Linked DNA regions of Mus musculus: regions 2, 3 and 4 are each linked to region 1. The links are chromatin loops, found by intact Hi-C in ENCODE. Cell type or tissue: heart. All regions are shown on one strand. Region 1 has its middle 59 kb from the start of Gm40016. Region 2 holds the start of Hs3st3b1 (heparan sulfate (glucosamine) 3-O-sulfotransferase 3B1). Region 3 holds the start of Gm12292 (a long non-coding RNA gene). Region 4 holds the start of Gm30305 (a long non-coding RNA gene).

What was found. Hi-C counts contacts between places; a loop is a spot of excess contacts. Peaks named below come from ENCODE experiments on the same cell type or tissue, not always from the same donor. Only the 100,000 strongest peaks of a DNase experiment are listed, where the experiment ranks them.
Region 2: it touches region 1 in a loop (8-fold over the local background); 11 of 42 quality-filtered maps call a loop at or near these places.
Region 3: a loop joins it to region 1, with 7 times the contacts of the local background. A loop is called at or near these places in 9 of 42 quality-filtered maps.
Region 4: it touches region 1 in a loop (14-fold over the local background); 12 of 42 quality-filtered maps call a loop at or near these places.

What each region holds. Positions count from the first base shown.
Region 1 is chr11:63,402,854-63,407,853 of GRCm38, forward strand. No RefSeq gene overlaps it. Among named protein-coding and RNA genes, the nearest start is that of Gm40016, 59 kb to the right of the region's middle. In heart, a CTCF peak has its summit at 1,999 (motif pointing right); no DNase peak of the experiment used is centred here; H3K27me3 peaks cover 1,464 bases.
Region 2 is chr11:63,917,890-63,922,889 of GRCm38, forward strand. Hs3st3b1 (heparan sulfate (glucosamine) 3-O-sulfotransferase 3B1) reads right to left here and starts at 4,395. Exons shown (of 2, transcript NM_018805.2): 1 at 3,445-4,395. The coding sequence starts at 3,998. In heart, a CTCF peak has its summit at 2,770; DNase peaks (open chromatin) are centred at 2,752, 3,352, 3,582 and 4,522; H3K4me3 peaks cover 4,572 bases; H3K27ac peaks cover 3,586 bases; H3K27me3 peaks cover 2,098 bases.
Region 3 is chr11:64,896,352-64,901,351 of GRCm38, forward strand. It overlaps Gm12292 (a long non-coding RNA gene), which reads right to left and starts at 2,732. Exons shown (of 5, transcript XR_001780237.1): 1 at 2,591-2,732; 2 at 797-929. In heart, a CTCF peak has its summit at 2,614 (motif pointing left); no DNase peak of the experiment used is centred here; H3K27ac peaks cover 486 bases; H3K27me3 peaks cover 300 bases.
Region 4 is chr11:64,716,457-64,721,456 of GRCm38, forward strand. Gm30305 (a long non-coding RNA gene) reads right to left here and starts at 2,802. Exons shown (of 4, transcript XR_879925.1): 1 at 2,584-2,802. In heart, no CTCF peak of the experiment used is centred here; a DNase peak (open chromatin) is centred at 2,435; H3K27ac peaks cover 313 bases; H3K27me3 peaks cover 1,008 bases.

The sequences.
Region 1 (5,000 bases):
ATTAAACCTCACAGAACCAAGAGCCTGTGTATCCCTTTAATTGTCCGCCATCAGGAGTTGCATAACAGAGCCATGTATCCGGACCTCTCTGCCTTTGTTAAGTAACTGCTAGCTAAGCTTTCTTCCTTCTGTTTTTTTGATGGGGGAGGGTGGGGTGGGGTGAGGACCTCGTGTTCCCTATCCTGACATTGAACAGCCTGTGTACCGCTGAGAAGAACCTTACACGTCTCATCCTCTTCCCTCCATCCCATCCTGTGCCTAGATGCTAGGATTGTAGGCATGTGCTAACTACCATATCTGTTCTGTGCAGTTTGGGGACTTGAATCCAGGACTTCTTGAATGCTAAGCAAGCACTCTACCAACTGAGCTACACTCCAAGAACTGTTTCTTTGATTAATTAGTTAATTAATTAGTTTGTTTGTTTGTTTTTGAGACAAGGTCTTGGCATGTAGCCTAGGCTAGCCTCAGAGGCGTAGCAATCCTCATTCTCTTGCATGTTGGGATTACAGGCAAGAATCACCACTCTTGGTTTAGCTAACAGTTTAACTCTTTGGCTATTTATAAATGGGGTCATGAATTTTACATTATTTTAATGTAAAGCTTTGCAGCCAAACTGGTCATTTTTCAGCATTTAGCTGACTGCGCTCTTAAAGCCCATATTACCAAGCACACTGTTTAAATTGTATTAACATAATTTTAGATATTACCATGTTGTCTTTTCCCTGTGTGTGGGTATCTAATTCTCTTCTGTGGTCACACATTCAATGTCCTTTCTCTGCTCCTGCTCTTGAAGACTCACAGTCCTCAGTTACACCAACAGTCTGTGCTCATGCTGTAATGACGGCACGATATTCACCCAGAGGCAGGCAGACACTGGAATGCTTTCTCTTATAAGTTCATAGCCACACTATTTTTCTTTGTTTAAAAATGTATTTTTTACAATATTCCCAAATATTGGAGCACAATTATGAAGCCACTGTAGTTTACCGTTTCCTATGGCCGAGTATCCTAGCTAAGGCAAGGTCAGCGGTCAAAGGTGAAACAGTGAAAGAAAATTTCTTCCTGGTTCCTCAGAAAGACCGTCCTGTTTTAGATGATTCCCACTAACGGTCGGAATCCCATATCCCTCTCGCCACTCAGCCCTTTGTGCCTCATCTGAGTTATTTGTCTGCATCTTGTCTCCTCCCTTAGAGATGTTTCCAGGGCAGAGTCTATGGCTAATTCATCTTTCTAAGAACTCAGTTCATCGTCCCGATGGAAGGCCAACCAATAAGCGCAAACAATTAATCAACAAGTTCTGAATCTGATCCTAACATTTGTACCTGATTCCTGTGTCCCTGCAGAATGGCCGTGATGCTGACGGTGGCAAATTGAACCGAACAGACTTAGTTATGTGCTGTATTAAAATATATAGGAGAGAGACATATAAAGGGACACTTGGGTCCTTGGTAACTTGTGAAATGTCAAGACCACCCTCAGTCCCTTACCAGCCCACAATGCCATCTTCCAGGCTCAGTTCAAACCTGGAGACCTGGTTCCACCAGCTCTAGCACTAAGAAACTGTCTGTTTGTCCTGGGCACATCAGCCTTTTCTTCCATACAACGCCACAGGGTTTTAAAGTAAATCTCAAGGGGCAATCCCAAGACCAGGGCATTCATACCAGCAAATTGGAGGTAGAGGCAGGAAAACCATAAATGAGGCCAGTCTGACTTACAAGATGCGTCTATAGCATTTCACCAGACCGCTTCCATAAACACCCACCACAGCCTTTATCAGCTCTAAGCCCAGCCTGCTCTGTGTTCCCGTAATACAAACTTGGAAAACATCCTGCATCAGGAGAAAAATCAGTACAATGTTTCTATTGAATAGGTCATGGCCCGTTTGTTTTCTTCCAAATCTCTTAGGAAAAGAGATTTGTAGGTAATAGGATCCAAACAAGTGGTCCCAAATAAAAACTTCTCGGGTGTACAGTGCCTCACTGGCGTGTCCACCGGTAGAGGGCGCCTTACCCTCAGCAATACTCCCTAGGGTTCAGGCGCTTCTTCACCTTACCGTTCTCAGGATGCCAATTAGCAAAAATGCAAAATAGCTTTCTCTTCCTTCCTCGAATTTCTTGAATTTTGAAAATAAGACTGTCTTCCTGATTTAGAGGTGCTAGGTTCTTAAGGAGCCGAGAGAGGACAGCCTTTCCTGCACAAGGAAGCGTGGAAAGAATCATGGGGTGGGATGCAGTCATCCTCTGAGGTTGAGTTCACCCGGCCAACCCATCACGGCTCAGAGACTGGTGTGTGGCTTTCTCAGCTATAGAAACTTTGTATGTGTACATATCAAACGGGTTTGATTTTACACAAATGAACTTGTGCCGCTTATGAATGAACCATCCAGCTCTAACCTTGTGAGCAGAGGTTGCCGATGTCAGTCAGCACTTGACTGGTGGCCAAATGAAAGGACTGACCTCTAGGGAGGTGGAGGCTCAGGCCCAAATCCCTCTAATTGCTAAGGAAAACGGGGTTCCAAAGCCCAGTTGCTGAGGACCAGCGCTCCAAAGATCAGAAAACTCGGTAATCAGTGCCTGAGAGAACCCAGAGCACAGAACAGGAGTCAGAATAGTGTATGAAGCGCCTTTTGGAAGGCTTTAGCAAGAGTCAAATGTACAATTCTATATTATTCATAATTTTCATAATTGGGATAATTGGGGGTAGAAGTTGCTTGGAATTTCTTTCCTTTCGAGACAGGCTTTCTCTGTGTACCCTTGGCTGTCCTGGAACTCACTCTGTAGACCAGGCTGACCTCAAACTCAGAAATCCACCTGCCTCTGCCTCCTGAGTACTGGGATTAAAGTTCTGTGCCATCGCTCTCAGCTCTGCTTCTGATCTCCGTGCTCATGTTAGTTTGCATGTGTGCTGTCGTCTGCGTTCCATTTTCAACACAGTAACAAAAGTACTGAGAGCAGGGTAATTTTATTAAGAAAAGAGTTTTATTTGGTTTAGAGTGTTTAAACTGGAAACATCTTACAGGCTTTGAGCCCCTGCACCCCAATACACACACCAGGTCTGCTGTGCCATCCCAGATCACATCTCACAACTGAAAGGAGTAGGGAGTCCCCAAATCCCCTTGGAGGCATTCCCCCCATTGACCTAAGAATCTCCAAGCTCCACTTTGTTTAAAGTCAGGGTCCTGCCATATATAGCACAAGGTAGCCTGCACTTCTGATACTCCTGCCTGGACCTCCTCAGAATTGACATGCACCACAAGATCTGGCTGAGGCCTCTGCTGTTAAATTCCCACATTTTCTACAGCCTCACTGATCACAGCGGCTTCATTTAACATGGGTTTCCTGAGAGGCAAGTCTCATCTAATCACAGCACCCTGCTTCTGAGGAAACACTCACTTTCTTTCTACCCAGGTGATCTTGGAGATGTCCAATCAACAGGAAAAGCCATGCCTTTGCCCACAGTGCACAGACTCCTGCATGCTTGATGTGACCTCTCAACCCTTGGCCTACCTATCTCCTGTTAGTACGTCCACCCTCAGCTGCTGTTCCTCAGGCCTAAGGTTCTCTCCACTCCAAACTTCTGAGGGTGAGATCTGCTTCCTCCATTACCACCAGAGGGTCTGAGTGGTCACCTGGTTACTGGACTCTGTCAACTTGTGTAGAAGCATTTGGTTATCTTTATAAGCCACTGACCACTACTCAGACTTGTGTTTATGTTTGGTGTACCCATCCATGACTAAAATACACATTTTGTGAAAGCAGAGCCTTCGTCTTCCATGGCTCACCCTCTTATCCTTAGCTCTCCACGGATCCTGGAGGAAAGCTACAGGATAATGTCAATCTGAGCTGTGTGCGTCGACCTTAAGTCTGGAACTCAACTTCTAGGAGCGCTTCTTCTTCTTCTTCTTCTTCTTCTTCTTCTTCTTCTTCTTCTTCTTCTTCTTCTTCTTCTTCTTCTTCTTCTTCTTCTTCTTCTTCTCCTTCTCCTTCTCCTTCTCCTTCTCCTTCTCCTTCTCCTTCTCCTTCTCCTTCTCCTCCTCCTCCTTCCTCTTCCTCCTCCTCCTCCTCCTCCTCCTCCTCTTCCTCCTCTTCCTCCTCCTCCTCTTCCTTCCTCTTTTTTCTCCTCCTCCTCCTCCCCCTCCTCCTCCCTCTCCTGTCACTCCTCCTCTTTCTATTCTTATTCTTATTCTTCCCAATAGAAGTTTCTTTAAGCATGCTTCAAGTGGTGTTTGAGCCAGCCCTAAGACCAGACTAAGACTGAGCCTGCCTCCTTGGGACATCAGGTCTAATTGATGGATGAACATGATCACTTGCATTGTGACTCTTATGGACTGACTCCATGATTCTATTTCTTAACCCAATGGATTCCAACATAAAATTCTTCATGGGGGAAGGGTAGCATCAAAGACATGGACAAATCCTGCGTGATGGATGAAGTGCTAGACTTCAGGGGAGAAGGGATCTGTAAACTGGCATGTGAAGGCGATTTAAAATAAATGACATATGAGACTGGCATGCCACTGTCTGTGATGCCATCTGACCCTCTCTGGAAGCTATGAGATAGTCTGGGAGGATACTAATAATTCTCCCTTATCACTCTTAGTATAAAATGGAATACTGTAGTATTCAGAAGACAGAGCAACTGTGCCTTTCTCATTTGATACGGATAAACCGAGCGTCTGAGAGCAGTCCTTGAGAGATAAAGGCTATGAGGAATTCTAATGCATGCAGCCCTTCAGTCATCAAGATTATGGATCCCTCCCTCACTCTATACCAAGAAGCAGAGACAAGTCTTAGGCTCTGGATAGATGAGGTGGCAGAAATTGGTATCCTAAGTCCACATGTATTAGGTGCCATTGCCTACATTCCTGGCTTGTTTTGTTCTGTGAGATTCAGCAGAAATGCTTTCCAGGACATATTACCAAATTCCCACAGCTCTGTAAAGCACTGATTTGTGATTTTGAAAACAAGAACATCAGAGAAGTTAAAGGGTATGTGTGTTAG
Region 2 (5,000 bases), 520 kb after region 1:
AAACAGTGCCTGGAACAAATGTTTAGTACATTTTAACAGTATTGTTAAACCACACACACACAGACACAAACACACACACAGAGCGAGTCACACACATACACACACCCACAGAGATCGACACCCCCACTCACTCCCCGCCCCCCCCCACTCCCTACCCCCACCCCCCTCTGCCGCTTATTTTGTACAACAGAAATTGAAAGGGGACCTGAAAGAAGTTCCCACTACTGTGGAGCAAATGACAATCATATAAAGTCTGACTAACTTAACTCCTAAACTCTGGTCATCAAATTCTTGGAAATTTACAAAAACTTGAGCTGGATCAAGAAGAAATCCTTTTTAAAAACATCAATGTCTCTCTGTCAGTTTAAATCTTTATACCAGGCCGGCTGGTGGCTTGCTCCAAGGCCTGTAAATTTCTGGTCTCCTAACCCCAATCCTCTCAGACACCACAGCCCCATGAGCCCCTTAGACATCACTAAGTTTGGAAAGTGATCAGAGAACCCTGGATATGAACTGGAAAGTCAGCTCAGAACTCTGGACAAACTGGGCCTCAAACAGACTGGAACTAGCTCATATTAGCTTCGATTTTGCAAACTTGGGTGGTGGAGGCAGCAGGGTCGGCTCCAAGTTGCCACCAAAGCAGGCTCTGACCTCCCAGGATTCTGCCACACACCCTACCCCACCCCCACCCCCACCCCCACGTTGGCTGATGGTGCATTGGTAGGGAGCTGTAAGGACTGCAAATTCCCTGGCATCCAGGAAAATCCACGAGGCTCTGGGCCCCTGGCAGGTCTGTGTATTAACCCATTAAACTCATTAACAACTCGCTCAGACACAGCCACGACCCTCATTCTACAACCGATTGCCCGCTGACCCCAGAACTCAACCATCCATTCCACACACCCTCCCATTTTGTCTCAAAGGCCTTAAAAGCGCCTCGCCTTGCTCACACTTCGGCTTTGAGGACTTGTTTTAACCAAGATTGTGCCTTGCAACAACATTCTAGTTAATCATTATTTATGCTGTTCTCCAGCGGGTGGCCTATCTCGGGACAGAGAAGGAGGGACCCTACAGGCCTGGTTTGGAGCACAGCCTTGAGTGCCCGGTGGACTCCAGCCGGGAAGGGATAGTTGCAGCCCTCTGGGTCAGCGGCTCCTGAGCCTGTTGGATTTAGACTTTCAAGGTTGCTTTCAAATAAATCGTGAAGTCCTTACATTGCTCCAGGCACTCCGAACAGTCTAAAATGATTTATAAGCTCTAAATAAACAGCATTAACTTTTTTTTCTTTTAAGAAAATATTCAGTAACTCTGCTGGCACACTGGTCGCTGGTGGGACAGCCAGGGAAGGCCGCGCGGACAGGACACTTGCGCTACTGCTACTGCAGCTAGATCACCAGGTCACCGCCGCGAGGCCCGTGCCTCCCTATGGCTTCCGAAGGAAAAGGACCCCGGCCCCCCGCGGCCTGTTGGAACCCGGGTGGCCCGCATGGCTGCTGGCGGCGCGGTTTCGGGTCGCCGGTCCCCGCCAAGCTCTTCGGCTGTGCTCTCCGTCGCCGCCCAAGAGAAGCGAGGGCCTCCAGAGCCCCAAGGGCGGTGGCAGGTGGAGGCAGCCACCTCTGCCGCCGCCTCTGTGTGAATCTTCCAGTGGGGATTTCCACCACCTGCCCCAGGTGCCTCTAAAACCTTCAAGGGCTCAGCGACTCGCCCGCCACTTGCTACCAACCCAGCCCGAGTGGGTCTGGTTAAAAAAAAAAAAAAAAAAAAGACCCAGGCTGCCTCGGGTTCGGCTCCGCCAGAAATGATTCTAAAGATTAGCCTGCCACCAGGTCCTCGGAACCTTATCCCAGGAGCCCGTTGTGTACAGGACGAGTGGAGGCAAAGAGGTAATGGCATCAACAACACATCGATGGCAACAGCCTACAGATAGCGAAGGCCCCCGTGGTAAACTGCTCCTGGCTGCACCCAAGGATTCACCCTTCCAGGCCCAGCCAGAATCCAAGTTATTCCCAGTGCCCGGATGAGACCCAGGACTCATCGGACGAGAATCCGAGCGTTGCACCCGGAGTCTCCATTCTTAGCCCGCAGTGTTCTGGGAACTGTGAGAAAGGAGACCGTCACTGCTGGCTTAAACCTCCAGACTTGGGCAACTCTTCCCAATTTAAAATAATAATAATAGTAGTAAAGAACAAAGGGGAGGGGGCGAGAGAGGCTGGGAAGGAAGCTGCTTTAATCCTCAGGGTCAGGCCCTTTTATTTGCCACGCCATCCGTGTCCTAGAAAGTATGGTCGAGGCAGAGAGCCGGGTTCGGTTCGTGTTTCTCCTTGTTTTCGGAAATCCTGATGCTCTTTGAAAGTAATTGGGTCTGGGGGGAAAAAAATCGAGGGAGACGCTAATGCTGGGTGATGACCTAAAGCGCTGAGGACCCGGCTGGGTTTCCGGAAACTGGGGTGTGACCCCTCCAGCAACTCACACCAAACCAGCAGCCCGGGATGCAGTGGGCAGAGGTCGTGAATGTGACCCGGGAGCCTCGGTCCCTTTAGAACTGGGCTCACAGCCGGAAGCCACGACCCCGAAACAACCCTCATTTCTCAATCAATGGCCCAGGGATATTCTTTGAGGTCGGACATGTACCAGGTCCGCAGAAATACACGTCCTTGTCTTGGCGCTCCCAGCACCGAGACCGGGAAGGCGAAGCGGCTGCGCCGGCAGCGCCTCGGGCGCCCAGAAGCCTTCAAAGAGGCTGCGCGCTGCAGTGCGCGCCTTTGCCCGACAGGGACCAGCACAGCTCCACGCCCGGCGCGCCGCAGCCAGCAAAGTCGCGCAGCCTCCCGGTTACCCTCCCTAGCACAAGCGCCTCGCAAGCTGAGCGGGTCAGACCCCCTTCGGGTTGCGGCAACAAGAAGAATTGTAACAAAAAGTTAGACTCAAAACACCCTTGGCTCTGAGCCTTAGCCTGCGCCCCTCTCCCCATCTGGGCAGCAGAAGCGACTCTAGCAGTTGGTGCTCGTTAAAGGCTGTGACCCAGAGGCGCACAACACTCCTCCCCGCGTCCCTGGCTGCAAGAGAGACAAAATCCTAACCACTCCGAGTTATTCGCGTGGGATGCGGCCACAGCCAAAAGGTAACCGGTTCCTCCGGCGCTTTCCCAGTAGCTGCCGGGTGGGTGTCTTTGTGGAGAGATCACCTAAATGGTTCTAGGGCGCAGCATACCAGCCAACGGTGCCAAGCTAAAAGTTTCTGTAGGTGGCTGTCTCAGCCTACTCCGGAGCATCTGATTTCTCCCCAACTGTCCACCAGCAATGTGCGGTCGCACTTTGGTCCCCGCCCGCCCTAAATTGACGGAAGTTGTACCCCTGCTTCCCTCCCCACCTGACGCGCAACGGCCGGTGGGGGCTCACGGTCGGGATCACGGCCGGCGCAGCGGCCCCTGGAGAGGAAACTCACCGGTACCAGGCAAGACCCTTGTGGTAGCTGCGGTCGAAAAAGTGGGGCTCGGCGCCCACGGCGCGCACGTCGGGGTGCACGCGCAGGAACTCCAGCAATGCCCGCGTGCCGCCCTTCTTCACCCCGATGATGATGGCCTGCGGCAGCTGCTTGCTCCCAGCGCCGCTGAAGAAGCTGGAGATGGGACTGGGGGAGTCCGGCGCCTCTGGACTCTGCTCCTCCTGGCTCCCAGCGCCTACTGTCTTATCCTTGCCTGCAGCCAGCGAATTGGCCGGAGGTGCCCGGAAGGGCATCTTAGGGGATGTCTCATTCGGAGCTGTGACCAGGGCTGGCTGAGCGTGAGTAGCGCGGGACCCCGAGCCCAGGAGCAGCAGGCCGGGAGCGGCGGTACAGGAGCCGGCGCACGAGTACAAAAACATGTACAGCCAGATGCAAAGCATGGCGAAGAGCAGCGCGAGCTTCCTCCTCACCGGCGGCGGGGGCGGCGGCGGCTGCGGCAGGAACCGGCCCGGGACATCGAGACAGGACCGGCCGCCGCTCAGGCGCTGCCCCATACGCGGCCCGCGGGCGCGGCCAGGGGCATGGCTCAGCACATGGCAGGAGTCCCGCCGGAACAGAGAGCACCGCGACGGTCCCCTGCCACTTTGAGCCCGGAGTGATTCGGTTTATTGCCCTCCTGCGCGCGCGGCTGCCGAGGCTGCGGCTCTTCCCCGGGTGGCGGCGGCGGTTGCAGCGGCGACGGCTCTTGACATGATGCCCACGAGAAGCCGGGGTTGGAAAGCTAAGTCCAGGCGACGGGAACTGTGAGCAGACGCGCTGTCAGTTACGCTGTGCCCCGCACTCAGTAACTCTGGACGGGGCGCACGACAGCTCGCCGGGGCTGCCTCCTCGCAGCCAGGAGATTGAGAGCAGCCCCGGCGCTTGCCCGCTGAGGCTGCGGCGGAGAACTGCGCAGGAAGAGAGCCCAGCACTGAGGTGGAGTGGGCGGTCCCGGCCTTCCGAGTGACGGGCTGCGCTACCTACCAGGAGGCGCGAGCAGCATGCAAATGCCGGAGCTTCACCCAAGTCGAAACAGCCAATCGTCTCTCGGAACGTGGGGGTGTGGAAAGGGTTCGCGAAGGGGGGTAGAGCAGTATGGGGTTGCTATTGGCTTCAGAATTCAAGGGGCGGGTTCAGGGAGGCGAGGCCATCGGCTGGTGACAGGAGCAGATGGTGAGGATGCTGGAGTGACCCAACGCTGAAAGAGGTCCCACCCGGTTGAGTGGCGCTCTCTTATACACGCGCGCTTTTCCACACTCGCTTCTGAGGCCAGTCTTGGCTATAGTTGCCTATGTGACAAAGATGCCAGTCCTCATCCAAGGGTCCCGCCATCCGGCTCCTGAGTGTAAAAGCTGCAGAAAAGAGACAGGGATGGAAGAGGGAAAGCCGACCAGACGTGTTTCCAGCCCCACCCGCAAACCCAGTTTCATAATCGGGGCTCAGGGAAGGGCCTCCAACAGACCCTGATTTAGGAAGTTTAAGTAGGGAAAACCTCGGCGGAAGTCACTAACTTTCCC
Region 3 (5,000 bases), 1.5 Mb after region 1:
AGCGCATCCCACACAGACCGCACAGGAGACTCAAAAGTACAGTCGGATGCTCCTTGACGGTTGCAAACTACACTTTCCGTTGTTAGCTGGAGTGAGTTTCTCCTGGTTACACAGTTCACCCTACAACGGTGTGCTTTATCATGCTGTCAAGCACCCCCTGGGTGTCACGCCTAGCACATCTCCATTCCTCCACAACAGCCGCAGAGGGTTGTTCACCGGTGACGCCCAGACACCCAGAGTCCTGTGAATGCACTCTTTCATGCTTGCACAAAGACAGAATTGCCAAGGGGCACATTTCCCAGAATGCATCTCTAATGTTAAGCAGTCATACCTGTATACCTGACAGCATGTATAATGCTAATGTTTGTATTTCAGAAATCACACACACACATACACAATATTAGTTAGTTTTCATAATTGTTATAAAATACATAATATAATATAATTAATTTACAAGCAGAAAAGTTCTGCTTAATTCTAAGGCTTCAGTCTATGGAGAGGATCCCTCTATTCCTTTCAAGGGTAAGGACAAATGACCTGGCTTCTAGCCCTACTCTTTAAAGATGTCACCACCTCCCCAAAGCATCACTGGAGACCAAGCCTTCTATATATGGACCTTTCAGGGACATGTACCCAAACCATAGCGCGCGCGCGCACACACACACACACACACACACACACACACACACACACACACACACGAATAGTACCTTGTTAATAATGAACAGATGGTTATTATGGTCAGCCATTCAGTTATTGACATTTTTAAACACATGCAACAGAAGAGGTGTCTGACCTTTATATGAGAAAGCAGGAGAGGGCCCGACATCGATTGATGGGTGACTGGCTCTTTGGTGCTATGAAGGAGTGTCATCAATAGTGGAGATGAAACGTGACAAGATACCTTAACACAAGTATCAGAAGCTTACCTGATTAAAAAAAAAAAAAACAAATAAATTGCAGATCTCAACAACAGGATGCTGAAAACACATAAATTTTAAAACTATACATTTTTTTAGAGACAAGGGCATGGTGTTAAATTAGGGAGAAAAGACAGGAAATGAGAAAATGGGAGCACTGCTGGTGGGGAGGAGGGAGGTGAGGAGGAAATTCAAGGAAGCCAGTGTGTGTGCTCCCAAGGGACAGAGACAGTGCTCGCTGTGTCCCTAGGCTCCTCTCATAGTAGGCGTGTACATCTGTGCTTTACAAATAACTTCCTTTAAGCATGAACATCTTTGCATATATTCAATGAAATATGATCACATCTAATCTCTATTTCCCCTTCCAGCTTCCTCCATATATTTCTTCCAAGACAGGCCCCAATCCACATGAAATATTGCTTTTTTTTTCCCTCTCTGTAAACCCAGCCAATATCACTTAAGCTGGCAGTTTCCCTAGTTTGATCAGGTCTTATGCTGGTGACCACAGCTGCTATGTGCCCATCTGAGAGGTCCACGCCTTGCCAAGAAGACAACACTTCACAGCTCTCCTCTCAGCCCCCAGTTCTTGCATCCTTCCTGCCTCTTATTTCACAGTGTTCCCTGAGATCAATGCAAGAAGAACTGAAAAAGATGTTCAATTTAGGATTGGTATCTATTCTTGACTGTCAATATATGTATAACCACTGTAGGTATGCTATGCCAAAGTTTTATCAAATATGGTATGCATATACAAATGTAAAATATATAACACATCATATATGTGGTGCATATATATATATATATATATATATATATAAAACACAAACATGATTTAATAATTAGTAATAATGAAAATCAATTTGAATAGAGGCATACTTCTACCTAGAAAGATTCACACACACTGCCTTGCTCCCTAGGGAGCAGGGCTGGAGGAGAGGGGCTTCTCCATATATCTTGCACTTTTCTACAGAGAAGATTCATCTGATGATAACATGAAGAAGTGTAACACTAGGAATCTGACGGTATTACAATCCTTCTCGGTCCTTGTCCAGTTCTCTGTTGGTAACAGAGCGGCAGCTGGCTGAAGAGCACAGAGCTTTCTTAGATTTGCGGAAAGATGAGATGTGGAGACAGGTGCATTGGCCTTGACTTCCGGGCATGAGCTGAAGTGTGGACCAGCATAGCCTGGATTCAAGCATCTATCATGGAATCTTGAGAGAGAGAGAGAGAGAGAGAGAGAGAGAGAGAGAGAGAGAGAGAGAGAGAAAGAGACCGAGAACATCCCGGTCATCTGAGAGCACAGAACCGCTGCCTGAGTCGTGGCGAATTCCGAGGTAGAGATGGCACAGAAAAGCAAGATTGAAGTGTGGAGCAAAGTTGGCAGACAGGGACACAGGGTTGCACTCCAAAGAAAGGGGTCTCAGCAGATTAGAAACGCAGGTTGCAGGCCAAGGTCAAATTTGGAATGGACTGTAACATGGAATGAGAAATCCGATGTTTTCTAATTTCTACAGGTTTCTCTTGAAATTTCCTTCAGTAAACACGTTGGAAAAACCACTGCCTGCTGTGTGTGGTCCCCACAGCACACAGGCATGGAGGTCATAGCCAGGACAGCGGAGGAAAAGCCAGTCTAGAAACCAGGTATGCCAGGTGCTGTAAAGCCGATGTACCTTCTGCCCTCTGCTGGCAAGCTAGGGAATTACGACAGCGAGGCTCCTGCCTTAAAAGGATGTCACCCAGACAGCAAGCAGCTTCTGCACCAGCGACAAGTAACCCTTTCAAGTTGTTATCGTTCTTATCTGGTAACAGTTCGGTGAAGCGTTGTCTTCCTCCTCTGCAGAAGAATGCAGGCCACGGGGCACAGAGACAGGGTGCAACATGCTACATGCCCTGCTTCAGCCCCCAGTCTCCTCTCCACTGTGCCAGCCAAAGGCTGTAAGCCTAGTCCAATAAGTCAGAAGGCCCAGACCACCAGTCAGATTCACGCTTTCGGGTGATCTGGGGGAAGGCTGGGATCTCTTTAGGAACTGGAAACCATTAGAAAGCTGTATCAGGAATATAGAAGGAGAACAAGATCTTTAGTGTGGGGGGAGGGTGATTTTGGGATCTCTCCCACACCCGCACGGACCCACGTGCTCCTCACTTTATTAGCTTTCCTGGCAAGCTCATGATGATAGGAGGTGCCTTCTCCACCACGGGTTTTACACTCACAATATAATAGAGGGAACAGAGGTGAAGGTGGGCTGTCTGTAAATTGTCCTGACATCTCCAAGCTAAACTTTTGACACCAGTGTCACCCTGGCAGCCTGAACCCACCAGGCCAGGCCAGAGTCAGCAAGGAGAGGTCAGTAGCCGATTAAGCAAAGCTCTCTTGTCTTACCCCAGCTGAGGTGCTGAGCCCCTTAGCACCTTGTCAAACACGAAATTTAATCCCGGTTTTATTTTCCAATTGCTTTTTAAAAAACGCACTCCCCATTCGGGGCGATAGGGGGAAAAGGTCCTTTTAAAATGATTTATTACGTGTTAACAGCTAGAGAAAACCTAAACAATGTCTCCATAAAGACCCAAGATCACGTTTTTAATTAAGAGCCACAACTTTTAATGGCAGGCATAATGTGCCCATTCATTCCAGGGCACGGGCACCCTGGGTAACCCAGCAGTCACATTCGGTGGAGGAATAACACCCTTCAGTTCGCACCTCAAAGCCTCCTGTTAAAGAAAATAACAATAACGTAAGCCCCTTTTAAAACAAGCTTGACATTTTAACAGAAAGGACACATTCTGTTGGAGGGCAGGGGCGCCTGCTGCCACTGCTTCTTGGGCTGACAATGGTCCTCTCAGTGCCTAGAAGCTCGCCAGCCTCCTAAACTGCATTGCACAGCTAAATCACTGTAAACAAGCCCAGTATGAGTTACCTGGTCAGTTCCTGCCCAAACTCGAGGTGGTGGTGGGGGGGGGGGGCTGTGTCCCCAGAGTATAACCAGTTCCTGACTCCTTCACAAACTGGCCCTTTACAAGCTGTTATTTTCTCTACTTGGTTTGTTGAAGATTAAAAGCTAAGGCTCTAAGTGAACAGGGTGCTGGGAACCCTGTTTGTATTAAGTACTGTTCGTTCCTTGCTTCCCACAGGCAGGGATCCCAGGAATGCAGTGAGGCCAACATGGCTGTTATCCACTAACCTAAAAGTCTTGTTCCTTGAGGGTGAGAACACTGGGAAGTGGCAAATGAAGGATGCACCACTGTGGTGAAGTTGCGCAGACATTGTGAACTGGGAAGGGCAAAGCTCAGTGGTGGGGTGCAAGAGACGTACCCTTAAGATACAACACTACTGCACCTGAGAGAATAGAAGAGGGATGGCTGGAGACTCACCTCCTGGCCCTGCTTCTCTGTAGGGCATTGTAAGAGTCCCTGCCCTCCCTATGGCTGGACAAAGGAACACCCTTATCTTGGAAGACACCAGTCCCAGAGGAGAGTATGATGAATGGAATGTTGCTTAAATTCTCCCAATTCATGACATGCCTCTTAATCTAAGCATTAAAATGGTACACATCGAAACTGTTTGGGGGGGGGGAATCTTCATTTCTAAGGCTTTTATCATATAAATTTACGTGGAAATAATCTATGTACTCTCTTGTTATTCTGACTTATATTACAGGAACTTCAGCCATATGCTCTGTATTGGTTTGAAAGGTAGGCAGGTCAGCCTTCCATGGCAGAGAGAACGAGGGAGCGGTTCACATGGTGATGGACAGGAGAGCCGGAGTGGCTGGTAGGGAGGTCCTTACACTCCCCAACCCCTTTATTCAATGCCAGCTGGTGATGGGTGTTACCCATATTCAGGGGAGGGCTCTCATCTTTACTTAATCCTTTCTGGAAATGGCTTTAGCGACAGACCCAAAGCTGAGGCTTCCTACTCTCCTAGGTAGTCCCCAGTGCAATCAAGTTGAAAACTACAATTAGCTATCACAGAAGGGCATTGCTTTTCCCTCTCCCTGGGGCCACACTGACGGACATGATCCAAACTATTTCATTCCATTTGTTGTTACCATGACAAAATATTTAGGGCTTGATAAAGAAAAG
Region 4 (5,000 bases), 1.3 Mb after region 1:
CAATATGCCCTTCCATACATCCTTTCAAAGTACTCAAGGAGGGGTCAAAGATTTCTGTATGTAACTTAGACACTTATTTGTTTCAATAATACTCTAACAGCTCTATCTATTTAATATACCCTTATGATTCCCTGCTGCAGGGACATGGGATAAGTTCTTCCTCATGCCTCAGCCATAGTCTACCTGGCGTCTTCTTAGGTTTCTCTACTCTTCCTGTGATATTCTCTCCTTCACCTGTACACACTCAGGCAATGCCATCTCCTCAGATGGAATTCTCTACTGTCTTTACCACTTCCCATGGGGTCTTATCTCTAACCTGGCTCCCTCATTCCAGTCCATTTAATGACTCATTAACACATTACATTCAACATGTACAATGCACAACTGGCTATTCGATCTATGTCTGAGGTTCCTTCTCAGAAAATGGCATTTAACTGTTCCAACATGGTCACCTGCTTGTCATTCTTGCTTTCTCCCACATACTCATATCAGATGGCTTGATGAATCATCTCTTACTTGCACCCATCTCATGACCATTTCTCTGGCTTAGACTACATTGGCATCCCAGAATCCTGTAGTGGTCTCCTAACTGATCTTTTTCATTAGTCTTCCTCTCCTGCTATTCATTGTCCTCATGATCTCTAGGGACTCCCGTTTTAAAAAAAAAAATACACATTAAAAAATACACATAAAGAAGCCTTTATCTTCTTATGGCATCGTCCTTACTTAGAAGTGACACTGTATTTATCCTCCTTTTCAGTTTCTATATATGGCTGAAGTGATTCATATAAACAATCCTCTCTTCTGGAAATCACTCTCTGCTTTGCTTGTGCCTTATCAGCTCAATCTTTGTTGTTGTCGTTGTTGCTGTTGATATTCTAACTTTACAGAGATGGTTTCTGTCACAACAATGGGTAGCATTTTCTTTCCATTTTTGTTATTTGAAGATTCACTTTATTTTTATTTATGTATATGTCTGTGTATGTGTGCACATGGGTATATGCACATAGATGTCATACCTGCAGAGGCTAGAAGAGGGCGTCTGAGCACCCTGGAGCTGGAGTTAGGAGTAGTGAGCCCCCCAGCGTGGGTACTGGGATCTGAACCTAGGCTCTCCATAAGAGCAGCGAGTGCTTGGAACTGCTGGCTCATCTCTCCAACCCCGGCCCTTTGGTTTTGAGACTTTATCCAGGCAGTTACTTCAGCCTGGGTGACAACTTCCCTTCTCACCCATCAAGCCACATTTTTCTCCTAATACCTACATACTCTTCAAGCTGGCAAAAATGATGATTTCTGGAAAGTCTCCACTGATTCTCCCCAAGCCAATCAACACTGCCTCTGGCAGCCTTTCCCTTCTGGTACAGCGCTTTACACAGTGAGCTCTTGCGTGTGTTCTGCCTCTAAGGTAGACTCTGCTGCCTTCTACTTCAGTGATTGTTTGGTGTGCTATGGCAAGCTATCATCAGGCCACATCTGTCTCGACAGTTTAAAGTGTATATATCCAGTCTGCATTTGTCTGTAGACAATCCCCTAACTTCAACTCCAAACCATTTTGTAACTGCTACCCTGGTTCCATAGAGCTTTTCAACTTTGATAAGAAAACCAGTAAGAAAATTTCTCTCCTTTCCCTTCCCTTCCCTTCCCTTCCCTTCCCTTCCCTTCCCTTCCCTTCCCTTCCCTTCCCTTCCCTTCCCTCTTTTATTCAACCTCTCCTCTGGTCTATTCACCCTCATGGATGCACTCTAAGTTCTGTTTGAGGCATGTTAACTCTAATTTAAAAATCTCTCAGCTGTAAGAAAAGAGAAAGAAAAGAAATCCATTTTCTCTTTGCTGAAATTGAGATCCACTGCTAGTTGTAGGAAGGGCAATCAGGAGAGTTGGCCTTCAGCATTTGGCTGTCCTTGGGTTCAGACCTATGTTCTTCTACCCTGTTTCCAACCCTGATCTGTGTAGATCATGAGCAATGAGCTTGTTTGCCCTGCTGTGTGTGATTTCAGGCTGCTGAGCTGTTATCAAAGGAACGTTTGCAACTGGTGCTTCTCCAGGGCCCACACTTAAGTCACTGTCTTAAGGTTACAGGGGTCTCTGTCAGGTGTCCTTCACCTCCCACTGCAGCCCTGACATCTCCTGCACCGACAGACACTGGCCTCCCTATTTGCCCCTTCACTCTGAACTGTGAAAGTGCTTAAGGTTCTAAAATGCAGTTAGCAACCATCAATAACTCCTAAGTCAGGTAGAAGTCTGTTCATTCTTAGTCGTTTAACTGAGAACTTAAAATCATCTTAACCCATTTAGGAAAAAAACATAATCTTACATTAATGGCACTTATCTCATTCCTAGTATGCCACAAATTATGTAATTCCTGTGTGTGAGAAACTTGAACAGCCCACGATGCCTTTACATTGGGGCTCCCCCTACTGGTCAGCAGTGGGCCTGTCTGAGGAACCACTCCTCTGGAGGAGAACCCGGAAGCTTCAGCAAAAGCCCAGAGGCTGGACACTAAGAAAAAGGGGGAACCCAACTGGGGCTGGACACCAGGAAAAATGAGTGTGCCTGGGCTAGGTTAAAATGTTTTTATCTTACCTGGTTAATTCAAAGGTCTAAGTGCCCTCAGCATTTCTTAGTGATCTGACAAAGAATTTGCACCTATCAGTTCCTGTTGGAGCCCATGGATGGTCTAACCTTGGTCTGGACTCTGAAAGAGCAGTATAGGAGCCTCCAGAGAAAGAAAGGATTGAGGATACACGGAGAGGAGAGTACTGACTGCCGATTGTAACTGGCTGCTGCCCCTGGAGTCGAGAGGCTGGATCAACCCGTACTTATGAGCAGAGCTCTCTGGGAAAAACACGCGCGTGTTTCTCACGTTCCTTAAAGGAGATAAATTGAGACAATTTAATACCCAATCAAATCTTAATGATTTTACCTTCCATACTGTGCACGATAACTTCAAAGCTGTAGTCTAGTCAGTATATTTTGACTTGAAATTTGGTATTATGAAGTTTAGACCACAAGAAGGTATAGGCTAGTGGCCAATGAGATGGCTCAGAGGGCAAGGATGCTTGCTGCCAACCCTGAAGACCAAATTCAATCCTTAGAGCCCATATCGTGGGTAGGTAGAACTGAGCCTGGCAAGTTGTCCTCAGCCCTACCTTCATATTGCACACAAATAAATGTGGAAACAAATGTTAAAGAAGGGGGCATGCTGTTTAGGATCAAAAGCTTTGATGAGAAATAGGAGAATAAATCTCTTCCCCGGGCTTGTGGTGCTCTCACCATAAATGGTTTCTAAATCTGACCTTTATTTTCCAAGTTACCTCAGGCGACAAATCCAGAGAGTAATTACGATGTGTGTGTGCATGCGTGCACACACTATTTCAATAGTCATTGCTCTGTATGTACACAGATGTGTTTCCATTTGAGATTGCCATCAAAGTGTCATTAAGAAAATGCTTTAGAAATTATTAATTAGCTAAAATAATGTTTTCCTTGCATCAAATGGACAGGGATGTCGCCTAATTATCCTTTTGTTGTGGGTTAAATGCTTAGCAGTTTCCCTTATGTGAATTGGGCAAAGCCACGATTTTTCCTCATAAGCCTGCTCATTCAGTCTTAGATTGTCCTTTCATTTCACTTGAGACTTAACTGCGGATTAGGCCTCTTCAGAAAATATGAATATTTGAAAGAGCATTGGAACATTTCCACAGGACTGGGAGGTAACAACATTTAAAGGACAGAGTACATTGTTTTAAGCATTTTAGATTAAAGTGAGCTATCTTCGGACACATAAGCTGTAGACAAGTGACCTTTGTCCCACCTTCCCTTAGGCTAGCTGACACCCACAGCCCTGGAGTCTCTGTCTTATGGATATTTTTCAAGGAATATACTTTAGTCCTCTTTGGCTGTGCCTTATGCCCCTTCCAGTCAGTACAGTTAAAGTGAGAGATGCACAACCCATCTAAGTGTGGTGGAACACAGGAGTTGCAATCCCCGGACTCAGAAGGCAGAGAGGTTAAAAGTTCAGGGCCAGCCTGGACTGCTCAATCTCACACAACAAACAAACAAAGCTAACAGCACGAATCTCCTCTTCCTCTTAGCTGGGATGCAGACTGGCCAGTGAGAACAATTCCCAGAGTTTTGTGGCTGTGAATACAAAGGCAAGAAGGAGATGTCCTTTCTTACTTTGGAGCATCTCTGGGAGGCAACCAGGGTGTCAGCAAATAGTAATTGTGAACAGAGATGACACTGAACTCTGGCTGAGAAATGTAGGAACCAAGTATTTGAAGGAGGCTCAGGGTGAACCCGGTTTAGGGCTACATCTCAGCCCCACAAAGTGTCTTTGTTAGGGAGAGTGTGTGGATTTCTATCATTTGCTTTAGAGACACAGTTCCAACTAGTTACTAATAGAAATTTTGATAATAATGTGATTTCTATTTTTCATTCTGCTAACACTGTGTGTTCCATTTATGAATCTGTCTGTGTTGAAACATCCTCACATTACAGAGATAAAGCTTATTTGGTCATGGGACATGACTATTTTCATATACTGTTGAGTTCAGCCCTCTAGACTTTCACTGAGAATTTCTAATGTTTATGTTCACCAGGAATGCTATAGGAATCAAAATCTCAAAGTACCAACACTAAAACAGATCTGTTATCGATCTGTTATCTATCTATCTATCTATCTATCCATCCATCATCTCCCTATCCATCTATTTCAAACCTGTCATTCATCATAAATACAACTTTTATTTGTTTACTGTACTTTTAATAAACTAGAGAATGATAAGAACTATAGACATCTTTTAAAAAAAGAAATTTCAAAGCCTGAATCTTAAAGCCAGGGCATCAGAGTCCGCCCGGTGAGATGCACACCTAAGAGATCACTCCTGTCATATGAAGAAGCTGAGGGAGAGGAGCTGGGAATACCTGTGGGCCTTGACCTCCTCTGAATGTCAGAGTTGGAAACTAGATACATCCCAACATCCAATGATGTGACATCC